Regions from separate parts of the Homo sapiens genome. Here region 1 is linked to region 2. A link is an interaction called in ENCODE POLR2A ChIA-PET data of the cell type or tissue named here. Cell type or tissue: GM12878. All regions are shown on one strand. Each heading gives the region's core, and the rest is flanking DNA. Links, peaks and the distances in the headings are about the cores only.

The links. Peaks named below come from ENCODE experiments on the same cell type or tissue, not always from the same donor. Only the 100,000 strongest peaks of a DNase experiment are listed, where the experiment ranks them.
Region 1: POLR2A ChIA-PET joins it to region 2 with 6 read pairs; 4 of 35 experiments call an interaction of 5 or more read pairs at or near these places.

The regions. Positions count from the first base shown.
Region 1 is chr17:59,664,649-59,677,091 of GRCh38, reverse strand. It overlaps CLTC (clathrin heavy chain), which reads right to left. Exons shown (of 32, transcript NM_004859.4): 10 at 12,183-12,305; 11 at 10,852-10,989; 12 at 10,448-10,612; 13 at 10,115-10,295; 14 at 8,152-8,315; 15 at 3,320-3,445; 16 at 2,249-2,391; 17 at 1-138. Among named protein-coding and RNA genes, the nearest start is that of PTRH2, 37 kb to the left of the region's middle. In GM12878, for the core only: no CTCF peak of the experiment used is centred there; a DNase peak (open chromatin) is centred at 7,567; H3K27ac peaks cover 1,396 bases.
Region 2 is chr17:59,823,251-59,835,859 of GRCh38, reverse strand. All of the region lies in intron 10 of VMP1 (vacuole membrane protein 1), which reads right to left. Among named protein-coding and RNA genes, the nearest start is that of MIR21, 12 kb to the left of the region's middle. RefSeq lists enhancers at 751-1,250, 5,892-6,081. In GM12878, for the core only: no CTCF peak of the experiment used is centred there; DNase peaks (open chromatin) are centred at 2,729, 6,389 and 7,717; H3K4me3 peaks cover 4,301 bases; H3K27ac peaks cover 8,000 bases.

The sequences.
Region 1 (12,443 bases), core at 4,444-12,443, 160 kb after region 2:
TAGTAGGGATTTTCACGAAGAAATCTCTCCGGGTTGTTATTACTGTCTATGTAGATTTTGGCTAAGGCATTGTGAGTAGCAGGCTCCTCACAGCCCTCATGAATTCTGGCCTCTAGCCAAGGCAGAAGCAGTTTCAATCTAGGAAAAAAGGAAAAAAACCTCACACACACATACTGTATTATAAATAACACACTCTTGACATGCTAACTATGTAAATACCTTATGGTCTATAATGTGCTTTCACATACTTTTTCCCCGCCCCCCGAGTATTGCTACATTGTCCAGGCTGAAGTGCAGTGGCTATTCACAGCCACAATCATTGTGCACTACAGCCTTGGGCTCAAGTGATCCTAGTACCTCAGCCTCCCGAGTAGCTGGTACTATAGGTGCAAGCCACTGTACCTGGCTTTACATTAATTTTAATTATCAGTGATCCTATTATAAATTGGGAAATTAAGACTCAAAATATGATTGAGTTGTCCAAGAATAAAAAGAAGGTATATAAGGCTATTTTTCACTCTCCCAGGTTTATCTGCTATATGATATACTTACCTCCTTATATCTGAATAAAAGATTAGAGATTCATACAGTGTCCTTTCTTTATAACACACAAAATATCTAGACTTCAGAAAATTTTGTTTGTGGATAGGATGGGGATGTGATATTACATAGGCCAGATTATCTGAGAGTTCTTTCAGCTTTAACACAATTAACATACAGCATTACCTACAGCCAAACCCTAAATACATATTGGGAATAAAATCTGATAGCTTTAGAAGCTCTGGGTTTAATAGTTGCAGCTGTCATATAAACACTCCATCAAGGAGCACAGTTTTGCTATACTATAGCTTGTTTCGATAGTCCTGATGACCATGCCTCCTTTTATTTTTATTTTAAAGCCAGGGTCTTCTGTTGCCCAAGCTGGAGTGCAGTGGAGGGCTCACTGCGGCCCTGACCTCCTGGGCTCAAGCAATCCTCTCACCTTAGCTTCCCCAGAAGCTGGGACTACAGGCACAAGCCACTACGCCTGGCCCAAGCCTCTTTTACCAATGATTTAAACATTAAAAGCAGCCAGAGAAAAAGCATTATTCGTTATTTTGGCTATATCAAATTCACATGGTTATTATGAACCCTCCCATTAGGGAGAAGACAATTTTAATAAATAGAGGCAAAAATCCAGCTCCTATAAACATGTGCAATCCAAGATACGCCATGTCAACTTAAGGAATAAAAATTAGCTGAGGCATGTCTAGACTAGTGACTTAGATGTGAATCTAGCTTTTCACAATATAATTTGTCACTTAAAGACTAAATTATCTAACTGTAACTGCCATTTGCTTGGAATATGCAGTAAGATTATTTTCAGGTAATAGATTCAATAGGTTCAGACTCAACTGAACCTCTTATTAAATGTTAAATTGTTATGACATAAAATCACTTGAAACTAGGCTCAAACCTTTAGGTCAGTATTAACTGCATATCTCTATTACCCTTAAATGCAAAATTTTTCCATGTTTGAAACATTCTAATATAAATTCTAAGAATATAATTAGTAGATCACCTATATCAACTCAGGTTAAAATGAAACCCACAGACTTTCTTAATTTCTTCTCATAAACAGCAGAACTTCCCACTAGCATACCACCTCACCAAACTCATTTACATCAGTACTTCCTAAACACTAGTTCCTCAGAACGTTCCAGCTAAAAAAAGACTTCACAGTCTGTAAGTTTTAGAAGCACTTATACTATATTCTATTGGAAATCCATATTATCATGTTAAGGTACTGTAAATTAAATATCAATTGAACTCAAGAGTTGCACAGGGAACTCTTTTGCCTCACACTTAAACACCACACTGTTTTTTTTAATCAGCTTTCTCAGGTTGGAAACACCACATGATTGATCAGTACAGAATTAGTTGTTAAATACACAGGTATCACACCTAAACAGGAGACTTAGTACATAGTTTATATAAAAACATATAAAGTCAAACCACATAGCTGTAATTATAAACATGCCAAAAAAATGATCAACCAAGTTAACAGATCTCCTATGACAGCTATAATGTTTCAGAAAACAGATTTTTTCCCAGTGCTATTAGCTAGCTTATCACCTCTATGTTAGGTGTCTTCAGGAAATTATTCTCCATGTGTTATTTAGTAGCTTTGGAACAAATGACTACCTATATTTTTATCTATTGCCATGTTAAGAAAGAGTAACTTATCCCTGTTAAAATGGTACTACACCTGTTTCTTTTTTCAACCTCAGCAACAAGCTCATCAGTAGAGAATTGACCTCTTACAACAAGAATCAAGTTTTTTATGACATCTTCAGAACAGTCAACATCAAGTAATCCTCCAATAACTACAGGAAGTCGACTTGGATTCACCTGTGGTTAAAAAGAAGTAGAAGAATGTTATTATGTTATTAAAAGCAAAGAGGAATTTTAAAAAAGCATTTATCTCTATCGCTTTTAAGCTCAGTTTTTTTTTCTTTAAGTTCAGTTTTTAAATTCAGTAATAAACTGAGGGTCTAAATTTGCAACTAGATAGAGGAATTTAGCAGGAAGTCCAGCTAAAAACAAGACTTCATGGTTTAATAAGTATTGAAAGCACATATACTATATTCTGTCTCTACCGGTTTGGTTAGTTACCGAAACATTGTTCCATATGATAAATAAGTCCAAAGAAGATACAGTCAAAGATGACTATGCAAGACTGTCTAATAAAAAGGCTCCCATTATAGCAATACTGCCTGTTTCTACAGTTAGAAGGTGAATTATCTAATATCTGTATTTAAGATGGTTTGAAAACTCTGCTTTGGAGTCTACATGGATACCTCAGGGTCTATCAAGTTAGTAAGGCCCTAGGCCACCCAACTTTTTCAATAATAGCAGTTCTATTCTTATATTTTACACACTTGGCATGCATGTTTTTTTTTTCCCCCTTCCCTGAGTCGGCTTGCTAGGGAAGCACGTAGAATTTTATTCCAAGAAAGGATTCTGCTGGGGAAAAAGTATTAAAAGCAGGCTGGGCATGGTAGTATGCACCTGCAGTCCCAGATACTTGGAGGCTAAGGCAGGAGGACTGCTTGAGCCCAGGAGTTTAAGGTTAGAGTGAGCTGTGATTGTGCCACTGTATTCCAGCATGGGTGACAGAGCAAGACCCTGTCTCCAAAACAAAAACAAAAACAAAAAATCCCACGTTAAAAGCTGCAGACCACTCTTATTGAGCACAGAGTTTCAAAAGGATTTCCAGAATATGAGAAATAAAATCTATAGTAAGATTATACCTTTACATTACCTACATATTACTTACCTTCTGTACATATATCTCTATATACTTTTGAAGATTATTTCTATATAAATAGAGCACCAAATCATGGACAAAGTCAAATCGATCACACACAATGATAAGTGGTAGCTGATCTGTTAGTTTTGCTTCCTGAAAAAAAGACAAACAAAAGGAAACTTTAAATTTCTTCTATGAGGTATCAAATCTGTGTAACATATGAGAATTTGTTCTACGCTAACAAGAGAGGCTCACACAAACATAGCTCTTCTGTTAAAGAAAGAATGTCCCAATAGTTGAGTGTGTACATCCCAGTTTCAGTAAATTTTTACTAAGCAATACTTAGATTCACACAGCAAGATACCAAGTCTTTCCCATACACACCCTTTACCAAAAAACAAGAGTAACAAATTAAGATACCTGAGCCAGTGGCTCTCAGATGATAAATTCACCATACTGGGACTTTCACTGGTAATAACACTTCTACCGTATTTAAAATCAACTTAATAACTATAGTCACATTGTCAAACATATGGCATAAATGGCTTACATTTGTTTCAAACTAATGATTTTCTATCCCTCCCCACATCCAATCTATACAACCAGCCTCTAATACTCTATTATAACAAAGCCTACAAGGAGCAGCATGATGGTGACCACATGTGGCCATAAGAAAACCCACCCCCTACAAAAAAAAAAACCCAGCATTTAAAGAAAAGATATCTTTAAATTGCCAACTGCTTTTATCATTCCATTACAGATACCAAACTACAATCCTACTTATAGACTGACATAGAAGATGTTATAGACAGGTAAGTAAAACCTGTACTGGGCATTTACCTGATACATGTCCTGTTACATTCCACAGACATAAGGTAGAGCACAAAAAACAACAGTTTCCATCAGGAATTCATTTATACACAGTGAAACATTCCTCAATAAATGATTCCTCTAACACAGTCTACTAGGGAAGCAGAACTAAGTAGGGTAGAACTTTCCCCAGTGATGGCCACTAAGAACATTATTTTCAAGGTTAGAATTAAATGGCTCCTGAGACTAGGGGATATTAGTTACTCGATTATAAATAATACGAAGACTAGTCTATGAAGTGTCCCAAGAACACCAAGGTAAATCTTAATTTTAATATAGCCATCCTAAATTAAAAAATAAAAATGTCTGTAAAGCTGCAGATTTTCCACATTAAGGAAGGTTTTCTAAAATAAGTATTGTTTAACACCATGGAAACTCTGCACTAATAGCTGTTACGATCATTTCTAGAATCTGTCTGCATCTATCTATGTAAAAATTTTAGTATGTCATGTTTTTCCTACTAAATGAACATCAAAAAAGTATGGATCAACACACTAGTCATCTTACCTATACACATATAAAATATTTTTGTTATCTTTATCACTTACAGATAATCTAGGATTACTTATTCTGTTTTCATGCATAGGTGTTAAAATTTCTGTGGCAAATAATTCCACTTTTGTGGAATACTAACTGTATTCCAAAAGAAAATTTCAGATTTAAAAAGTAGACAAAATCTAGGTTATTTTCTTGATTGCTAAAATTTGCACATGATTTTATACATGGTAGAAATGTTAACATTTTAATAATATTAAATTACTTACTAAATGTTTAATTAACCTCCAGTTATAATGGTTAAAGATTTTAAGATCAAACTTGAAATTATATTAGCATAGTCAGAGGTTTTCTTCAACATAAATTTGTTCATTTAACAAATATTTATGAGTACCCAAGTATCAGACTCTGTTCTTAGGTACTGGAGATACAGCAGGGAACAAAGGAAGCAGAGTCCATTCTCTCAAGGAACTTACATTCTAGTGGGAGGAGACGTTTCATAGTGGTGTTATAAAGAAAAACAAGCAAAATGGGGTAGGAATGGGTTCTATTTTACACAAGGCAACCTGAGACATCCTCTCTTCTGACATTCAATCAGAAACCCAAAGAAGGTAAAGGAGAAAGAAGGTCATGAGAGAATAGTAGTACAGGGCACAAGCAAAGGCCCTTCGGCAGGACAAGGTTAGGGGAGTTCCAGGAATAGCTAGCAGGCCAGTGTGGTTGAAGCTAAACCAGGAAAGAAAGAAAAAAAGAAAGGTAGAAAATAAGATCAAAGGTAGCAAGGAGCAGATCATGGGTCTGATGAACAGTTATATGCTTTCTACAGAGAGCTTACAGTTCTACAAACTTAGGGCATGAGTCAAATGATGCTAATGACACAATTTTATCCTGCTCACAGGGTACCTTAAAGGAGAAGTTATGTTCTACCAATCTCTTTATTCCTGGTGGCTAACACACAATTGGCACTTGAATATTCAAGATCAGAGTCAGGGTATTTTTCTTATGACACAGGGTTTACTTACAACACCAGTAAATTATCATGTAGCTAGTACCTCTAAAATTAAGTTTAATAACAGTGATAAGAGGCATCATAACCCTGTACTGGAGGTTAACAAGGAATCTAATAAGTTCACTCTCAACACTGGCATCAGAGGATGAATGTGATAGTTGCATCTTAGTATTGAGCTCCCATGTCAAATTATGTAGACGTAAGACCCTAAATTCACCTCTAATCCTGGCTGGAAGTAAATTCCTTCAAAGAGTCAAGTACAAATTGATATCAAAGAGAAATAAATACTTGCCTGACAGAAATCCCATTTAGGCTGACTCCACCTTTTTCCAAGGCTTATCACTTATCAGTAATAGTTACTGCCTAAACATCTATAGTATACAAGGTACTTGATAAATAAACATAGCTTATGGTTGAAGAAACTGAGGCTGAGGCATATTCATTAACTTGCCTGAGGTAACAGCTAGACATATACTGAATGAACAAACAATGGCTAAGTAGAATTTGAAACAGGTCTGACTGACTCAAAAGCTCATAATCCACATCCACACCCCTACTATATCAGGCTTGTACCCAGTTCACAAGTGTGGAGGGGAAATCTTCATCTGATTAGATCCCATGGGCTATGCAAACCTAAGGCAGTACCATCCTAGTACCCAGAGGATTGTTTTTCATTTCTTTACTAGAGGATTTTTTTTAAAGCTCAAAAATGTGATAATTAAATAATAGCTAATTTCATTTTGCTTTCCATATATATATAACTCAAATATTAAAATCCAAAGCTAAAGAAGTTACAATTTAAGCATAGAAGCTGAGGGCTCAATAAAAACAAAAAGAAATCATTTAAGAATCTGGTAGTATTAACACAGGAACAGAAAACCAAATACTGCATGTTCTCACTAGCAAGTGGGAGATAAATGATGAGAACACATGGACACAGAGAGGAACAACAGACACTGGGGCCTACTGAAGGGTGGAGGATGGGAGGAGGGAGAGGATCAGAAAAAATAACTAATGGGTTGTAGGCTTAATACCTGGATGACGAAACAATCTGTACAACAAACCCCCATGACACAGTTTACCTATATAACAAACCTGCCCACGCACCCCTGAACTTAAAAGCTTAAAAAGAAAAACAAAAAAAAAAACCCAACACCCCCTGCCCCCAAAAGAATCTAGTAGTAGTTTTTTTTGTTGTTGTTTTTTTTAAAGGAAATAGTAATGATACTCAAAGAAGGAAGTGAATCAGTAGTATGGGTACACTAGTCAAGCACAGAGTATCAAATCTTTCTCATTTGGAGGGGTTTTTTGACACCAGAAAGTTTTGGTCCAAACATAGCACAGCTAGGTTACCCAGAATATTCATGATGGCCAAGACATTTTAAAGCTATACTTTTTTGAAAAGTGTATCTTTTAATCTAAAATGTAGAGCAGTTTCAACATTTTGACTACTTCATTACACTAAAACCCCTAAGGGTTTTGCTATTTAATCTAGAGCCCAGGTAGTAAATTCTTCAAAAGAACAATCTGCCAATGCAACCACACACACAAATGATGATAATCTGGGAGTAGGAAAAGCCTACTTTCTATACTGTGTTCTACAAAAACATTTTGGTTTTACTTGTAATGTAAAATTCTTCCAAGACAAAAAATACTTCAGAACTTTCTATAAAGTCTCAGGAATCATTATATATATATATAGTGTACACACACACACATAATAGGCAGTGAGAGAGCAGTAATCTAAGTGTTCTGTAGTTTTCCTAGCCTTTTATAGATAGCTATCAATTTTAAAGCTTTATTTCCATCACAAAGTAACTGGCAGTTACAAGAATAAAGCTAAAGCTAAGTTAAACATTAAACAAAATTAACTGCCCTTAGGGATGTTCTAGAGTTCAGAATCTCTCAACCATTACTCCTCCCTGCAACACAGGTGGTCCTTACTCCTCTCTAACTGATTTAATGTGTCACAAAGCTGAGCGTTTTGTTTGATCTTACCTTTATGAATTATATATGAATAACAATATTTTAGTTTCTAGAGTTGAGCAAACTTGATGAAAGAGGTAAACCTATACATTCCTTAGACAACAGATCCCTTTGCCTACAATAGAGGCTCCTCAAAATGGTATGAAGAGCAAGCTGATGTTAATATTCAAAAGCCTAAATGATTCTAAAATGACATTGAAAGTATACAACCACTTTTCTAAATTTTTCCATCCAAAATTAAAATAAAGGAAATTCCTTTGAAATAGTGCTATTTTTTTTTTCTTCTTTTAAACAGATGGTCATTCTTACTCACCAATTTCCTTCCGTATTTCAAAGGAAACCACAGAATATTATGTTTGGAAGAAATAATCCAGCACACAACTTAAGAATGCTAACAACTTCACATTTAGGGAAAAAATATTTTTGAACTATGACCAAACCCTTGTAGAACTGCTAACCTGGAATCCAACCAGAAAACACATTACTCAAAACCACTTACCTTAAGAAAATTCTTGACTCGCTCAGGATCGTAGCAGTTGCTTTCTCTACAGATTCTTTCTACTTCTTTGATTTGCCCAGTCTTGCAAGCTGCCTGAATATATTTAAAGTGCACATCTGGGTCCTGGCTAAAGTTAACAATGGATCCCAGAAAATAAAAGAGACCTTAAAGAAACAAGTAATTACAATTAAGCATAGGCACACTTTTGAGAATGACTGAAAAACATTTATGTAATTAAAAAACTGTTATATTGAATACTCCCAAATATAAGTTGGTTGCTTAAAAAGCGCGATAAAAATACTAACTATTCCATTAATCAGATCAGTAAAATGGATTGCACTTTAATCCTGAAGAATAGACAATTCAACCCAATGTTTCCTTTTTTTCTTTTTTATTGAGGCAGGTCTCTGTCACCCAGGCTGGAGTGCAGTGGCACGATCATAGCTCACTGCAGCCTCAAACTCCTGGGCTCAAGCAATCCTCCCACCTCAACCTCCTAAGTAGCTAGAACTACAGATGCATGCCACCATGCCAGGCTAATTTTTAAGAAAATTTTTGTAGAGATGGTGTCTTGCTATGCTAGCCAGGCTGGTCTTGAATTTGTGGCCCCAAGCACTTGGCCTCCCAAAGCACTGGGATTATTAAAGGCATACACCATTGTGCCCCTATATGGGAAATTTTAAATGAAGACCCCAATACCTGGTGTTTTTCAATATGCAATTTATAGGAAACATACAAAATAATTTGGGAAGAATTTAGTGCAGTATTGTCCAGAAGAACTTTCTGCAATGATGAAAATCTTATCTTTGCCTTCCAATATAATAGCCACTAAACACATGTGGCTATTAAGCACTTGAAATGTGGCTAGAGTGACTGAATAACTAAATATTAAATTTTATTTCACTTTAATAACTTTCAATGTAAATAGCTACTATATGTGGCTAGTGACTGTACTAAACAGTGTAAATTTAGTGCACAGTTAACATTTTGAAACTGGGAAAATTAAGAAAAAATTAAGAAAACTACTAGACTCTCTTACCCCTTCTCAATAGAGTACTACTAGTACAGAGAGGAGAGAAAGGCAGTTGGGGACCAGAAGTTAGACACCCAACAGTGATTACGTTAGTACCCTGTATAGCAGTGGTTCTCAACTGAGGTGATTTTCCTCACAGGTGACACTGGCAATGTCTGAAGACATTTTTGGTTGTCACAACTGGTGGAGCTGACGCTACTGGAATCTAGTGGGTAGAAACCAGGAATGCTGCTGAATATTCTACTAAATATTCTACATGTACAGGAACACCCCTCTACAATGATTATCCAGCCCTAAATGTCTATAGTACTAAGGTTAAGAAATCCTGCTAAATAGCAACAAATCACAAAATGCCCTTAGTGAGAATCACCTGCTATTATAAGAGTCAGACATATAAGCATAAAATTTTATTATACCTGATCATTAGTACAGACTGAGTATCCCTTATCCAAAATACTTGAGACCAGACGTGTTTCAGATTTTGAACTTTGGAATATTCGCATTATAATTACCTGATCAGCATCCCTAATCTGAAAATCCGATTTCTGAAATGCTCCAACAAGCATTTCCTTTGAGCGTTATGTTGGTGCTCAAGAAGTTTTGGACTTTGGTGCATTTTGGATTTTCAGATTAGGGACACTCAACCTGTATTTTCATTTTATACAATTTCAACACCACTACATATTTTTCTCTTAAAATTCTACCTTTAATTCATCTATAAAATATCCAAACAGATGGTCTGGTTCACTGCATATCCTTAGAATCCAACATAAAAGGGCCTTGACATATATTGAATAAAACTTAAAAAATTAAAATGTCCCATAGAACCAAATTTTTAGAAAAACAAAATTTCCAACAGCCTGATCATAAGCATACCTCTTCTTGGCTACCTTAAGTACTTTTTTTAAAAACTCAAAAACTCCTAATTACCTTCAAAACTCTTGAAAGATTCAAAAAGTTCAATCAGAGACTGAGTTGACAGTTGTTCATGATATTTAGAAGCCACCTGAACACAAATCTGCAGATTCTGACGGATGTTGGCAGACAGCATGGCTCTGAGACATTCTAGGGAGTCTTCTACTGATAAGGAACCAAAGTAGTTGACTAACCACTACAAGACAAAATAAATGAATGAATGAATAAATGAAATAATGTTGAACCTCATGGTGGTATGAAATTATTAATATTTAGTACCACAAACACATTTTCAGTGTACCTATTAATCACAACTAACACCATCTATTAGGTAAGAAACTGAAATACCTCAGGGTTAAGAAGATGGGTGTGAACCACTGCACGTTTTATATCATATAAATCAGTGAAATGTTCTAATGCACGCTGCAGTAGGCCAGCCTTTTCACACAGTTGAGCAATATGAGCCCGGTCATAATGTGTGAACATCTGATTGCCTAGAATAGCATCTGCAACCTGTAAAACCACAAACAAGGCAAGTTTATTGTCCACTCCACTTACATGAGTAATTCAATATCCGTATTACAGATTAAGGTTTAATAGTGAACTGTTAAAGTACAAAAGAATATTATAATAGCTACATTTTCTTTAATAAGGAGTAGGCCCCTCAGTAGCTTTGCATAACAATCTGAGAGGCGCTGCACAATTACTAAAACAATGTTGGAAACATGCCTAAAAAGCATTAAAACACATACTTGAGGCGCATGCATAAGGTTCATCTCAAGTAACCGCGTCTGTAAAGGACCTTCAGATGGGCGATTATTCTTCAGAGCATCAAGCAAGAATGCAGTACACTGCTGAATTAGATTGTATTCCATAAAGACATCTACAATCTACAAAAAAAGATTTAAAAGAAATTGTTTTAAGATACTATGGAGAGTATGTAGACAAAATTATGCATGAACTCTTTCTTTACCTGAGAATTTTATTTGGACAATATAAACACTTAAGAACAAATTTTTGTCCTCTAGGGATCATAGTTATTTTGAGTTCTGATAAAAACAACTACAAAATATTTCAAGATATTACATAACAGCAGAATACAACTGAACCGACAGACCTTTATTTTATTTTATTTATTTATTTTATTTTTTTGAGGCAGAGTTTCGCTCTTATTGCCCAGGCTGGAGTGCAATGGCACGATCTCAGCTCACTGCAACCTCCACCTCCCGGGTTCAAGCGATTCTCCTGCCTCAGCTCCTGAGTAGCTGGGATTACAGGCGTCTGCCACCACACCTAGCTAATTTTTTGTTATTTTTAGTAGAGACAGGGTTTCGCTATATTGGCTAGGCTGGTCTCAAACTCCTGACCTCAGGTGATCTGCCCACCTCAGCCTCCCAAAGTGCTGGGATTACAGGCCTGAGCCACCGCACCCAGCCTGACAGACCTTTATTTTTATGAACTTTAGAAAACCAATAGCATAAATATGAAGGACTCTGACTCACACTTACAAATGCATCTCTTCCCTCTCCCCACACCCAGTGGCAACCACTATCCTGTTTTATCATCCCCATGTATTTTTCATATTTTTAATACACATACATCTCTAAATAAGATGTTTGTTTTGCATGTATTAAAACTACATGCAGATGGTTTCATACTGTCCATTCTTTTGCAACTTGCTTTTTTTGCAAGGCATTTGAGGTTTATCCATATAGAGTGACAAAGCTTTAATTTCTACAAACTGTAAGTTTTCCTTTTTTTTTTTTCTTTTTGAGAGTCTCACTCTGTTGCCCAGGTTGGAGTCCAATGGCACGATCATAGCTCACTGCAGCCTCGACCTCCCAGGCTCAAGCTATCCCTCCACTTCAGCCACCCGAGTAGCTGGGGCGACAGGCATGTGCCACCACATGCAGCTGATTTTTAAATTTTTTGTAGTTACAGGGTCTCACAATGTTGCCCAGACTGGTCTTGAATTCTTGGCCTCAAGCAATACTCCCACCTTGGACTCCCAAGTCAACCACCATGGCTGGCCCCCACTCTCCATTTCAATCAGCTTCTACAAAATATATTTTAATCACATTACCTGTGTGATGTCAGCAAGAGGCTCTTCATCTTGAACTAACATTTGGGCAAACTGCTGTCCCTGATCTGGACTGATTCGCATTACATTTCTCAGCAGAAATATCCAATCTGGAGTGTATCCAACCTATAAACAAACAAAGACTTAAACGCTGCTCCTAAGTTTCAATTTTATAGCATTTAAAGACTTTTTCTACTATAAAATCTCACTAATATAGAACTACTGGTGAAAGCACAAATTCATTTTCAATTTAAGGTGCCCAGT
Region 2 (12,609 bases), core at 2,703-10,702:
AAATATATGTATTTTTGTGTATATAAATATATGCACAAAAAGGTTGACTTTGAAAACTGCAAATTTATGTGGCCGGGAGCAGTGGCTCATGCCTGTAATCCCAGCACTTTGGGAGGCCGAGGCGGGCGGATCACCTGAGGTCGGGAGTTCGAGACCAGCCTGACCAATATGGAGAAAACCCGTCTCTACTAAAAATACAAAATTAGCCAGGCGTGGTGGCACATGCACAGAATCCCCACTACTAGTGAGGCTGAGGCAGGAGAATCGCTTGAACCTGGGAGGCAGAGGTTGCAGTGAGCCGAGATCATGCCATTGCACTCCAGCCTGGGCAACGAGAGTGAAACTCTGTCTCAAAAAAAAAAAAAACAAAAAACTGCATATTTATAAGAACTTTCCTTCTCATAAATCAATGTTTTCACTTTAACAGTACTCTGGCCAGGTGCAGTGGCTCACACCTGTGATCCCAGCACCAGGGGAGGCTGAGGTGGGCAGATCACGAGGTCAGGAGTTCGAGACCAGCCTGGCCAACACAGTGAAACCCTGTCTCTACTAAAAATACAAAAATTAGCTGGGTGTGGTGGCACACGCCTGTAATCCCAGCTACTCGGGAGGCTGAGGCCGAAGAATCGCTTGAACCCAGGAAGTGGAGGTTGCAGTGAGCTGAGACCACGCCATTGCACTCCAGCCTGGGCGACAGAGTGAGACTCCGTCTCAAAAAAAAAAACAAACAAAAAAGCAAAAAAACAAAACAGCCTGGCCAACATGGTGAAACCCTGTCTCTACCAAAAAGACAAAAATTAGGCCAGCCATGGTGGTTCACGCCTGTAATCCTAGCACTTTGGGAGGCCGAGGCAGGTGGATCACCTGAGGTCAGGAGTTCAAGACCAGCCTGGCCAACATGGCGAAACCCTGTCTCTACCAAAAAGACAAAAATTAGACCAGCCTCGGTGGTTCACACCTGTAATCCTAGCACTTTGGGAGGCCGAGGCAGGTGGATCACCTGAGGTCAGGAGTTCAAGACCAGCCTGGCCAACATGGTGAAACTCCATCTCTACTAAAATACAAAAATTAGCCGGGCATGATGGAGAGTGCCTGCAATCCCAGCTACTCAAGAGGCTGAGATGGGAGAATCACTTGAACCCAGGAGATGGTGGTTGCAGTGAGCCCAGATCGCACCACTCCACTCCAGCCTGGGCAGCTCAGCAAGACTCCGTCTCAAAAAAAAAAAAAAAATTAGCTGGGCATGGTGGCAGGTGTCTGTAATCTCAGCTACTTGGGAGGCTGAGATGGGACAATCGCTTGAACCCGGGAGATGGTGGTTGCAGTGAGCCTAGATCGCACCACTCCACTCCAGCCTGGGCAGCTAAGCTAGACTCCGTCTCAAAATAAAAAAACCAAAAAAACAAAAAACCCCCCCAAAAAACAAAAGTAGCCAGGCACGGTGGCACATGCCTGTAATCTCAGCTACTAGTGGGGGCTGAGGCAGGAGGATCCGCTTGAACCTGGGAGGCGGAGGTTGCAGTGAGCTGAGATCATGCCATTGCACTCTACCCTGGGCAACAGAGTGAGACTCCATCTCAAACAAAAACAAAAACAAAAACAAGGCTGGGTGCGGTGGTTCATGCCTGTAATCCCAGCATTTTGGGAGGCTAAGGCAGGCGGATCACTTGAGGTCAGGAGTTCGAGACCAGCCTGGCCAACATGGTGAAACCCCGTCTCTACTAAAAATACAAAAAATAAGCCAGGTTTGGTGGCGGGCGCCTGTAATCCCAGCTACTCGGGGGGCTGAGGCAGGAGAATCGCTTGAACCTGGGAGGTGGAGGTTGCAGTGCGCCATTGTCCTCCAGCCTGGGGAAAAAGAGGGAAACTCCGTCTCAAAACAAAACAAAAACAAAAATAAAAAACAGTACTGTAAATTGTCATTTAAATCTACCAGGGATAGCCATAGTCAAGCCATTATTTAAGAGAAAATTAAGAACCAAGACCCAAATGTTACAAAGAGTATGTTTTTGTTGTTTAGGGAAATGAGGAAGGGACTGGAAATAATAATTCTAGATTCCCTTCAAAATAATTTGAAAAGGTAAATAATTTACCATTGTAAGTCCATTAAGAGATACACTTTATGTACCCATAATAATTTTAAAAAGAGATACACTTTAGCTGATAGATACATTTTAGCTGATAGAGTACATCATATGATGTGTATTCACATGATGTATAACTTATCTTGAGGATAATGCTGAGATTAATATACCAATTTGTTATGTGTCTCTATGGAGGTTTCCATGAAAGACTAGGAAAACAGTTGAAAACAGACAAGAGGTTAAAAGTTTTATTTATTATTATTATTATGTTTCTTTTTATATTTTGTAGAGATGGAGTCTCACTATGTTGCCCAGGTGGGTCTCAAATTCCTGGCCTCAAAAGATCCTCCCACCTTGGTTTCCCAAACTGTCATCAAAATTTTAGTTACTTCTGTTTTTCATTTCTCTACCTCTACAATGACTTAGGCTACTGATGCCTCAGCTTCAACAAAGTACTCTTATACTATAGTTTGCTTAATTATCACTAAAGCTATTTTAGTAACGGACTAGATAAAAATAGAAATTACAGCTCTCACTCTTAACATGCATTTAAGGCAAACAATAATGCCAGCTCTAAATCTCATGTGTCAAGTTATTCTCAAGCAGCAGACCAGAAGCAAGAGTCCATTCTGACACTTAAGATTAATTTAAAGTGCACACACGGTGGGAGTAATAATTTGCAACACAGTTCAAAGGCTTTCTATAGTTGGTTTAGGAAATACCCTAAATGCCATTCTCCCTAAGCCATTACATTCTTGCAACCCTGTGCACCTTGCTAAAGATGCTAATCTCATCCCATAGTTAAGTTGGGGAAGTCCTCCAATTTGCCCTTAAGCTCTGATTAAATTCAAAGAATTACCATTTCGGCCGGGCATGGTGGTTCATGCCTGTAATCACAGCACTTTGGGAGGCCGAGGTGGGCAGATCACCTGAGGTCAGGAGTTCGAGACCAGCCTAGCCAACATGGTGAAACCCTGTCTCTACTAAAAATACAAAAAAAAAAAAAAAAAAAAATATTGCCAGGCACGGTGGTGGGCGCCCATAATCCCAGCTACTCGGGAGGCTGAGGAAGGAGAATCGCTTGAACCCGGGAGGCGAAGGGTGCAGTGAGCCGAGATTGTGCCACTGCACTCCAGCCTGGGCGACAGAGCGAGACTCTGTCTCAAAACAAAACAAAACAAAACAAAACAAAACAAAACAAATAACTACAATTTTGTGACATAGAAGAACATAAAGTAGAAGGAGAACAAATGGACATAGAACTATTTTTTCAGTCAACTGCAGGACTAAAATATACCTAAACTAGCTATGTAAGTAGGTACTTGCTCTAGGTGAGAAAGCCTTAGAAAAACAAAAAAAGAAGTAGGTTGGGCACCATGGCTCAGGAGTTCGAGACCAGCCTGGGCAACATGGCGAAATCCTGTCTCTACTAAAAATATAAAAAAATTAGCCAGGTGTGATGGCACGTGCCTGTAGTCCCAGCTACTCGGGAGGCTGAGGCATGAGAATTGCTTGAACCTGGGTAGTGGAGGCTGCAATGAGCTGAGATTGCACTCCAGTCTAGGTGACAAAAAAAAAAAAAAAAAAAAAAAAGTTGATCTCATTTGCTTTTCCTTGCTGTGAACCTTGAACACAGTGGGTAGAAAAATCTTAGTGGGTAGTAGTATCTTCATATTTTTATTCCTGGCACAAACATAACAGCAAATGTAAGATTAAAAAAAATTTTTCCACCAGGCATGGTGGCGCATGCCTGTAGTCCCAGCTAATCTGGAGGCTGAGCAGGAGGCTCTCTTGAGCCCAGGAGTTGGGATGGAGGCTTAGTGAGCTATAATCACGCCTGTGAATAGCCACTGCATTCCAGCCTGGGTAAAATAGTGAGATCCTGTCTCCGAAACAAACAAACACATTTCCAACAAATGATGCTAGTGGCAATTTTTACACTTTTGTTATTGTTAACTTCTGTTAAAAAAAAAACTCAGGAATGCAAATAAAATTTTTTTTTTTATTTAAAGAAAAAAACACAGACTTGAAACCTACTCAGAGCTCAAAATTGGTTTCATGGGAACAATATTTTCCCATGCTTACATACCTAGAATCTGTTAAACAGACCTAAGACAAACTTCTTGGCAAGCTTAAATATTGTAAAAAAAAAAAAAAAAAAAATCCATTCAAAATAACATTTGGGCAAAATTCTGCCAAGAGCCCTTGCCAAATTGCAAACAAAATCTATTATTTTTCTATGGTTTTTAATATATATGTTACTCTGCTTCTGGAAATCACTTATGTGACAAGAAATCTGTATTTTAGGCTGGGTGTGATGGGTCATGCTTGTAATCCCAGCACTTTGGGAGACTGAGGCAGGAGGACTTGAGGCCAAGAGTTTGAGATCAGCCTGGGCAACATAGTGAGAACCCTGTCTCTACAAAAGTTTAAAAAAGTAGCTGGGTGTGATGGCAAGTGCCTGTAGTCCTAGCTATTCAAGAGGCTGAGATGGGAGGATCCTGTGAGCCTAGGAGTTCAAGGTTAAAGTAAGCTAGGATTGAACCACTGCACTCCACCCTTGGTGAAAGAGCAAGACCCTGTCTCTCTCTCAATAAATCAATAGATTAGATAGATAGATAATAAATAAGTAAGATCTGAAATCTGGCCAGGCAGGATAGGGTGGCTCATGCCAGTAATCCGAGCACTTTGGGAGGCTGAGGTGGGAGGACTGCTTGAGTCTAAGAGTTCAAGATCAGCTTGGGCAACACAGTAAGACTCCTGTCTCTACACCCACACAGAAAATTAACCAGGTGTGGTGCACACCTGTAGTCCTAGTTACTCAAGAGGCTGAGTGGGGAGGACTGCTTGAGCCCTCCTAGGAGGTTGAGGCTGTAGTGATCTAAAATCACACCACTACACTCCAGCCTGGGCTACAGAGGGAGAACCTGTTTCTTAAAACACCAACAAAAAAGATTGATTCACCTTGTTTAGCCCTATTTACAGAGTGTATACTTAAAGTCTAAGCAGTTGAAGTCTCTAAGCCTAAGAATATTTTACCAGCATTAATAAAGTAAATTTTTTATTTAATATAGGCTCTGCTCCTTTCTCAAATACTTTTTTGAGGATCTCAGCATTAATGTGAGCATATAGGTTATATTTACCCTCCTGAAAAACATTCTGACATAAATTCTAGTAAGGAGGCGATAGCCTCTTTACAAAGAGTAATAAGCCTTTTGTCTTAGAAAAAAGTCTGGGCACAACAGTTTTTTACCTTTATTTCATTGTTTGTGCTGGGTTAGTATTCCCTCTGATGATTAATCACAAAGTCTAAAGAATCTCAGGGTGTCATAAGTCAGATCCCTGAAAGCTTATAAATGAAAAAAAAAATTTTTCAGGAGAAGATTCAGGTCAGGGTACTTATAAAAAGAAAAGAGTGCTCAGCTTGGTGGCTCACTGTAATCCCAGCACTTTGGGAGGCCAAGGTGGGAGGATCACTTGAGCCTATGAGTTCAAGACCAGCCTGGGCAATATAGTGAGACCTCCTCTCTACAAAAAATTTAAAAATTGGCTGAGCATGCTGGCATGCGACAGGAGGTGGGAGGATCACTTGGGCCTGGGAGGCAGATGTTGCTCCAGCCTGGGCAACAGAGCTAGCCCCTGTCCCCGCCCCCACCAAATCTGGATAGCCCAACTTCAGGAGACTGAAAACCTGTGCCCAGAGTTATAAAATTTAATTATGTTCTAAATGAATATCAGGATCTTTAGAATTTTCTTGATTGAATGAGGACCACTGTATGTAAATCAATACATCAAATTTATCCTCTGACCCCAGAGAGTTCTATCAATTGAGATTTGGCCCAGGAGCACAGGAGTAGACTCCTATATAGAAAATGATCCTGTTCTAACTGAAGCCAACAACCGCCTCTTCTGCTGAAGAGACTGAATTTTACATTTAAGGCAATAGTAGGATACACTTTCAGGAATGAAATTAAAGCCCTTCCCTATCCTACTCCCATTACAAGCTGATCTGTTATATGTACAAAAGAGGAAAAGAGGGTGTGGGAGAAGATCAGCAACAAGACAGCCTAGCAATTCCCTTTCTCGGTAACAGTCTTGTAAATAATTCTCCATCTTCAGAAATGTGCACATTTTAGTCAAACATTATAGAGTTAAATTTTCCTTCCTACCCCCTAGGCAGTGATCTAAACAGGCTTAACGGCTAGTATTTTAATGAGTTGTCATTTCCTGTCTGATAAAGATTCTCACAGTATTTAACCACCAGTTTCCCTGGGGACCAACCAATACTAGAGCTCTATTCATAGTGACTCAGAATGGACCTCAGACTCTTGCCCTTATTCAAAAATGACAGATTGCCCTCCACATGAAACTGCCTTTCCTAGTAAGGTAGACTGCTCGGAAAAGGGTGGGGGAGTTTATCATGCAATCTTTCTGAAGAAGCCAAAGGCCATCATGCTGACTCATTAATATCTACAGCCTTTCAGCCCTTTATTAATCCAGAATAAGTAAATGAACAGGTGCTAACTGAAAATAAACACATATTTAACCTAGTAAAAAAGGATCTAGTTATCCTGTGTGACTGGAATGAAAGTGTTATTATCTTTACCATTTAACTGAATAGAACACATGAATCTTTTTGTTTTGTTTTGTTTTGTTTTTGGAGACGGAGTCTGGCTCTATCACCCACGATGGAGTGCAGTGGCGCAATCTCGGCTCACTGCAACCTTCACCTCCCGGCTTCAAGCGATTCTCCTGCCTCAACCCCCTGAGTAGCTGGGATTACAGGTAGGCACCACTACACCCTGCTAGTTTTTGTATTTTTAGTAGAGACAGGGTTTCACCATGTTGGTCAGGCTGGTCTCAAACTCCTGACCTTAAGTGATCCGCCTGCCTTGACCTCCCAAAATGCTGGGATTACAGGCATAAGCCTCTGTGCCTGGCTCAGTATATGAATCTTTGAAGCTGATACTATAAGAAAAAACTGGTAACTGATGTATTCTACTTGCTTTGGATCTGAAATGTGGTAGCCCCCTAATCATGTTTCTTTACATCCAGGATCTTGGAATGGCACCCCAACATAAAATAAATTCAGGATGAAAATCACACACTATACTAGAAAATCTAGGGCTTTCTCATATATACAAGTTTGGACTGACAGTCCCTGGCACCTTCTAAAATTCGTTGTGATTTGACCCCAGGATCTGGGATTAAAACATCTTGAATTTCATTCACATCTGTGCCCTTTCAAATGATTAAAACTTCTTTTGTACTTAAGTTAGTCCATTGTACGCAGAGTGGTATTATGAACACATGACACCATGGGTTTCTTTCTGGCTGTGTAGAAGGAAGACCATGCTTTCTCCAGGTGTATTTTATCAGGTACATTGTTTCTACTGCCTTACAGCATATTTTATCACAAAATAATCTGCAATTGCCCTAGCTTTTGGAGATTTAGCATTATTTTCTGTAAGAATCAGATTGGAGGTTAGACTTCCTTATCATTAGCAGCTACTCTTTGAAATAAGCTAACATTAAAGAGAAGCTCTAGAGAACAAAACCTCATTTCAGAAGGCAGACTTGAGCAGCAGGAGAAAAGCAGGCATTTGTGCTGATGAATGTGGCCAGAGCTAAAGGAGTGGTCTATAAGGACTAGGTAAAACTGATTGGTTGCCAAAACAAAACTCTGTTAAAAATCAACTGATTGCATTTATAGAAAATGACAGACTGGTGGCAGCTTTTTTTTTTTTTTTTAAAGAGGTTGTGTCTCTTGCCTCAGCCTCCCAAGTAGCTGGAACTACAGGCGAGTGGCACTGCACCTGGCCCCAGTGGCAGCTTTTTTTTGGGAACAGGATCTTGCTCTGTTGCCCACTCAAGAGTGCAATGGCACAAACACGACTCACTGCAGCCTTGACCTCCCGGGCTCAAGCAATCTTCCTGCCTCAACCTTCCGAGTAGCTGGGGCCACAGTAGCTAATTTTTAAATTTTTTTCAAGAGATGGGGTCTCACCATGTTGTCCAGGCTGGTCTCAAACTTCTGGGCTCAAGCAATCCCGCCTCAGCCTCCCAAAGTTCTAAGATTACAGGTGTGAGTGGGCCTGGTGGCAGCTTTTTATAGTGACAGATCTGCACTGGTTTGAAGACTCACTGAGTTCTAAAACTTAAAAATCAGGCCAGCACAGCGGCTCATGCCTGTAATCCCAGCACTTTGGGAGGCCGAGGCCTCCTGAGGTCAGGAGTTTGAGACCAGCCTGGCCAATATGGTGAAACCCCGACTCTAGTAAAAATACAAAAATTAGCTGGGGGTGGTGGTGCATGCCTGTAGTCTTAGCTGCTTGGGAGGCTGAGGCAGAAGAATTGCTTGAACCCAGGAGGCAGAGGTTGCAGTGAGCTGAGATCACGCCACTGCACTCCAGGCTGGGCGACAGAGCAAGACTTGGTCTCAAAAAACAAACAGACAAACAAAAAAACCAAAAAAGTGATAGTATTGGCAGGACACAGTGGCTCATGCCTGTAATCCCAGCATTTGGGGAGGCTGAGGCAGGAGGATCACTTGAGCACAGGAGTTCAAGATCAGCCTGGGCAACACAGCGAGACCCTGTCTCAAAAAAGAAAAAAAAAGTGACAGTATTGATTGAAATTCAATCTCACTTAAAAAAAAGTTATGATCTCTGTCCTCAAGGAACTCTATCTAGAAGGATGCTGGGAGAGGGGAAAAAATGCACTTAAATGTACACTACAGAAACCAGTAGGTTTTTCATTGAAAGTAACCACAGTAGTAACTAGCTACAGCTGCACACAGGTGGATGCACGTGTGCACAGGAGAATAGACAGAATTCATGCTGCATCCCTACCAAATTCACACAGCAGCTGTTTGAAACTGGTGCTCTAGTCTAAATTTCCAACTTCCAGCAAATGACTTCACTGGCTTCCAGAGTGCTCCCTCAGGAGTGTCCCCCTTCTCTGCCTCAAAACATCTTGGAGTCTTCACTCCAGTTTTCAAGAAAGAACTGGTTCATGAGGATAATCAATCCACTCCAGAATTGATCCTATCTCAATCATCTCTTATCATTTATATGAATTTAACTTCTCTGTAATAGTACCTAACAGGTTTTGTTATGGATATGAAATGAATATTTATGTAAAGCATCTGGCACAGTGGGTGCTTACTGAATGTTAATTTCCTTCCCACATCCTTCCCTTTCTTCATTTATATTTTCTATCTCTAGCATTTTACTAGAGTTTTTCCCTCAGCCTAAAATACACACTGGTCCCTCCTATTTAATGAATGAATTAATTCATCTGGTCAACAAATATTTACAAAACAATTAAAATGTGTCAGACATGACTTTCGCTTGACCTTTCCTCTAGCCCACAATTCCATGTAATCCAATATATTTGGGTTTTAATTTTCATCATGCTACTAAAATGCTCCATTAAATGGTCAACGGTAACTTCCAAATACAATGTACCCATTTCTCATCTAACAGTCTAACTCCAGAACTCCTGTTTTAACCTTTATGTGGTCTCCCAATATCCATAACAAACATATAGAAAGGTTAACTGTCAAAAGAGAAGGATATATAAACTACCACGGACAAGAAGAGAAAGGGGTTTTCCCAAGCTGCAGAAAGAGGTTATGTTAGACTGTATAACTGAGTCTCGGCAGCTGGGGTTTAAACCCTGTGTTAAGCCTTAAATTCTATCCTTTCATCAGATAATACAAATGCTGGGGTTCCACACTTCCATAACTTTTTCTGATTATTTTCAATGATCAAAGTCAAAGAGAATCAAATACATGGACCATTTTATCCTCTAAAATGAAAGGACAGATTTTCTTTCTGTAGAAGAAAAAGTCCAGGCCCACGTAGCTCATTCTGACCACTTTCCATAGAGTGAGGGATAAGAAACAACATTCGGATTCAAGCACTTTATTACTCACTGGTTAAAATGATCTCTCTTGCCACAGGCAAGCCTGACTCTGAGGTCAAGCATCAAGTTAGCTCAGAAATAGGAGACAGCAAAGAAGAGCATGGAACATTCTGTATCTGGTAAAAAGTCCCTGTTCCAGCCAACACCATCCCCCAGCCCTCAAGTTCAATGATTGAGTTATGGAAACTTTTCTTGTGTGGTAAAACTGGGGACTTTGTCTTCCAATAAGACCCTGGCAACATGACAATGAGCCAATGTTCTGCATATGGTTTGCTGCGAGTCATATGCTTAATGTTATTTTCTGGGAATTCACATCCCCTATTTGGTGAGAATATGGGAACATGTCATTTTAATCATAACTTTAAAAGTTAGATTTGGTTATGCTCTTTAAGAAATATGCACAGGTCTCTCCCACTGGAGAAAGTCTAAAATTAAATAAAAATTAGTATTAAATCGTAATTAAAAAAACAAAAAGGGCTGGGCACGGTGGCTTATGCCTGTAATCCCAGCACTTTGGGATGCCAAGGCGGGTGGATCATGAGGTCAGGAGTTTGAGACCAGCCTAGCCAACATCGTGAAATCCTGTCTCTACTAAAGACACAAAAATTAGCCAGGCATGGTGGCAGGTGCCTGTAATCCCAGCTACTCGGGAGAATCGCTTGAACACAGGAGGCAGAGGTTGCAGTGGGTCGAGATTGCACCACAGCGCTCCAGCCTGGGCAATAGAACAAAACTCTGTCTCAAAAAAAAAAAAAAAAAAAAAAAAAAATCACAACTAACATAATGCCTTTTGAGCTAGAAGTTCCCTAGTTCTTTGGTTCTATCACCTGACTTTGGGTCTCGCCATGTTCGAGACCAGGCTGGACTCAAATTCCTGAGAATTCAACCAATCCATCTGCCTCGGCCTCCCAAAGTGCTGGGATTACAGGCGTGAGCCACCATGCCTAGCCAATTTTTTTTTTTTTTTTTTTTTTGAGACGGAGTCTTGCTCTGTCACCCAGGCTGGAGTGCAGTGGCGCAATCTCGGCTCACTACAATTTCCACCTCCTGGGTTCAAGAGATTCTCCCACCTCAGCCTCTTGAGTAGCTGGGACTACAGGCACCCATCACCACGCTTGGCTAATTTTTGTATTTTTAGTAGAGATGGGGTTTCACCATGTTGGCCAGGCTGGTCTTGAACTCCTGACCTCAGGTGATCCGCCCACCTCGGCCTCCCAAAGTGCTGGGATTACAGGCGTGGGCCACTGCGCCTGGTCCTTTTTTTTTTTTTTTTTTAGAAGGAGTCTCCCTCTGTCACTGAGGCTGGAGTGCACTGGCACGATCTTGGCTCACTGCATTCTCCACCTCCCGGGTTCAAGTGATTCTCCTGTCTCAGCCTCCCGAGTAGCTGGGATTATAGACGCCCACCCCCACGCCCGGCTAATTTTTTGTATTTTTAGTAGAGATGAGGTTTCATCAGGTCGCCCAGGCTGGTCTTGAACTCCTGACCTCAGGTGATACACCTGCCTTGGCCTCCCAAAGTGCTGGGGTTATAGATGTGAGCCATCATGCCCGGCCCCAGCCAAAAGATTTTTGATACCCTTTTTTTTTTTTTTGGAGACAGAGTCTCGCTGTGTCGCCCAGGCTGGAGTGCAGTGGTGTGATCTCAGCTCACTGCAAGCTCTGCCTCCTGGGTTCAAGTGATTCTCCTGCCTCAGCCTCCTGAGTAGCTGGGACGACAGGTGCCTGCCACCATGCCCGGCTAATTTTTGTATGTTTAGTGGAGACAAGGTTTCACCATGTTGGCCAGCATGGTCTCGAATTCCTGACCTCAGGTGATCTGCCCAAAGTGCCGGGATTACAGGCGTGAGCCTCTGCGCCCGGCCCGGGATTCATTTTTCATTCTTCCTTGCCTTATTATCTCATAATTTTATTTTAAATTTCAACTGCTGCTGGCTTTTTTCTTGCTTGTCTTTTGATTTTGTTCTCTACCATGACAAGTTATCTCTCCTTTATTTGTGACTGCAAGGTTTTAAATATCCTTCAAAAGACTGCATTCTGAAGTTTACTAATTTAGTTTGATGATTTGCTATACCATTCAGCGATTTTTTTTTTTTGAGGCAGAGTCTCGCTCTGTCACCCAGGTTGGAGTGCAGTGGCGTGATCTCAGCTCACTGCATGATCCGCCTCCCGGGTTCACGTCATTCTCCTGCCTTAGCCTCCCAAGTAGCTGAGATACAGGTGCCGTCCACCACACCCGGCTAATTTTTTTTTGTATTTTTAGTAGAGACTGGGTTTCACCATGTTAGCCAGGATGGTCTTGATCTCCTGACCTTGTGATCCGCCCACCTCAGCCTCCCAAAGTGCTGGGATTACAGGTATGAGCCACTGCCCCCGGCCCGATTTTTTTTTTTTTTTTTGAGACATATCTCACTGTCATCCAGGCTGGAGTGCAGTGGTGTGATCTCGGCTCACTGCAACCTCCGCCTCCCAGGTTCGAGAAATTCTCCTACCTCAGCCTCCCAAATAGCTGAGATTACAGGCATGCGGCACCATGCCCAGCTAATTTTTGTATTTTTAGTAGAGATGGGGGTCTTACCATGTTGGCCAGCCTGGT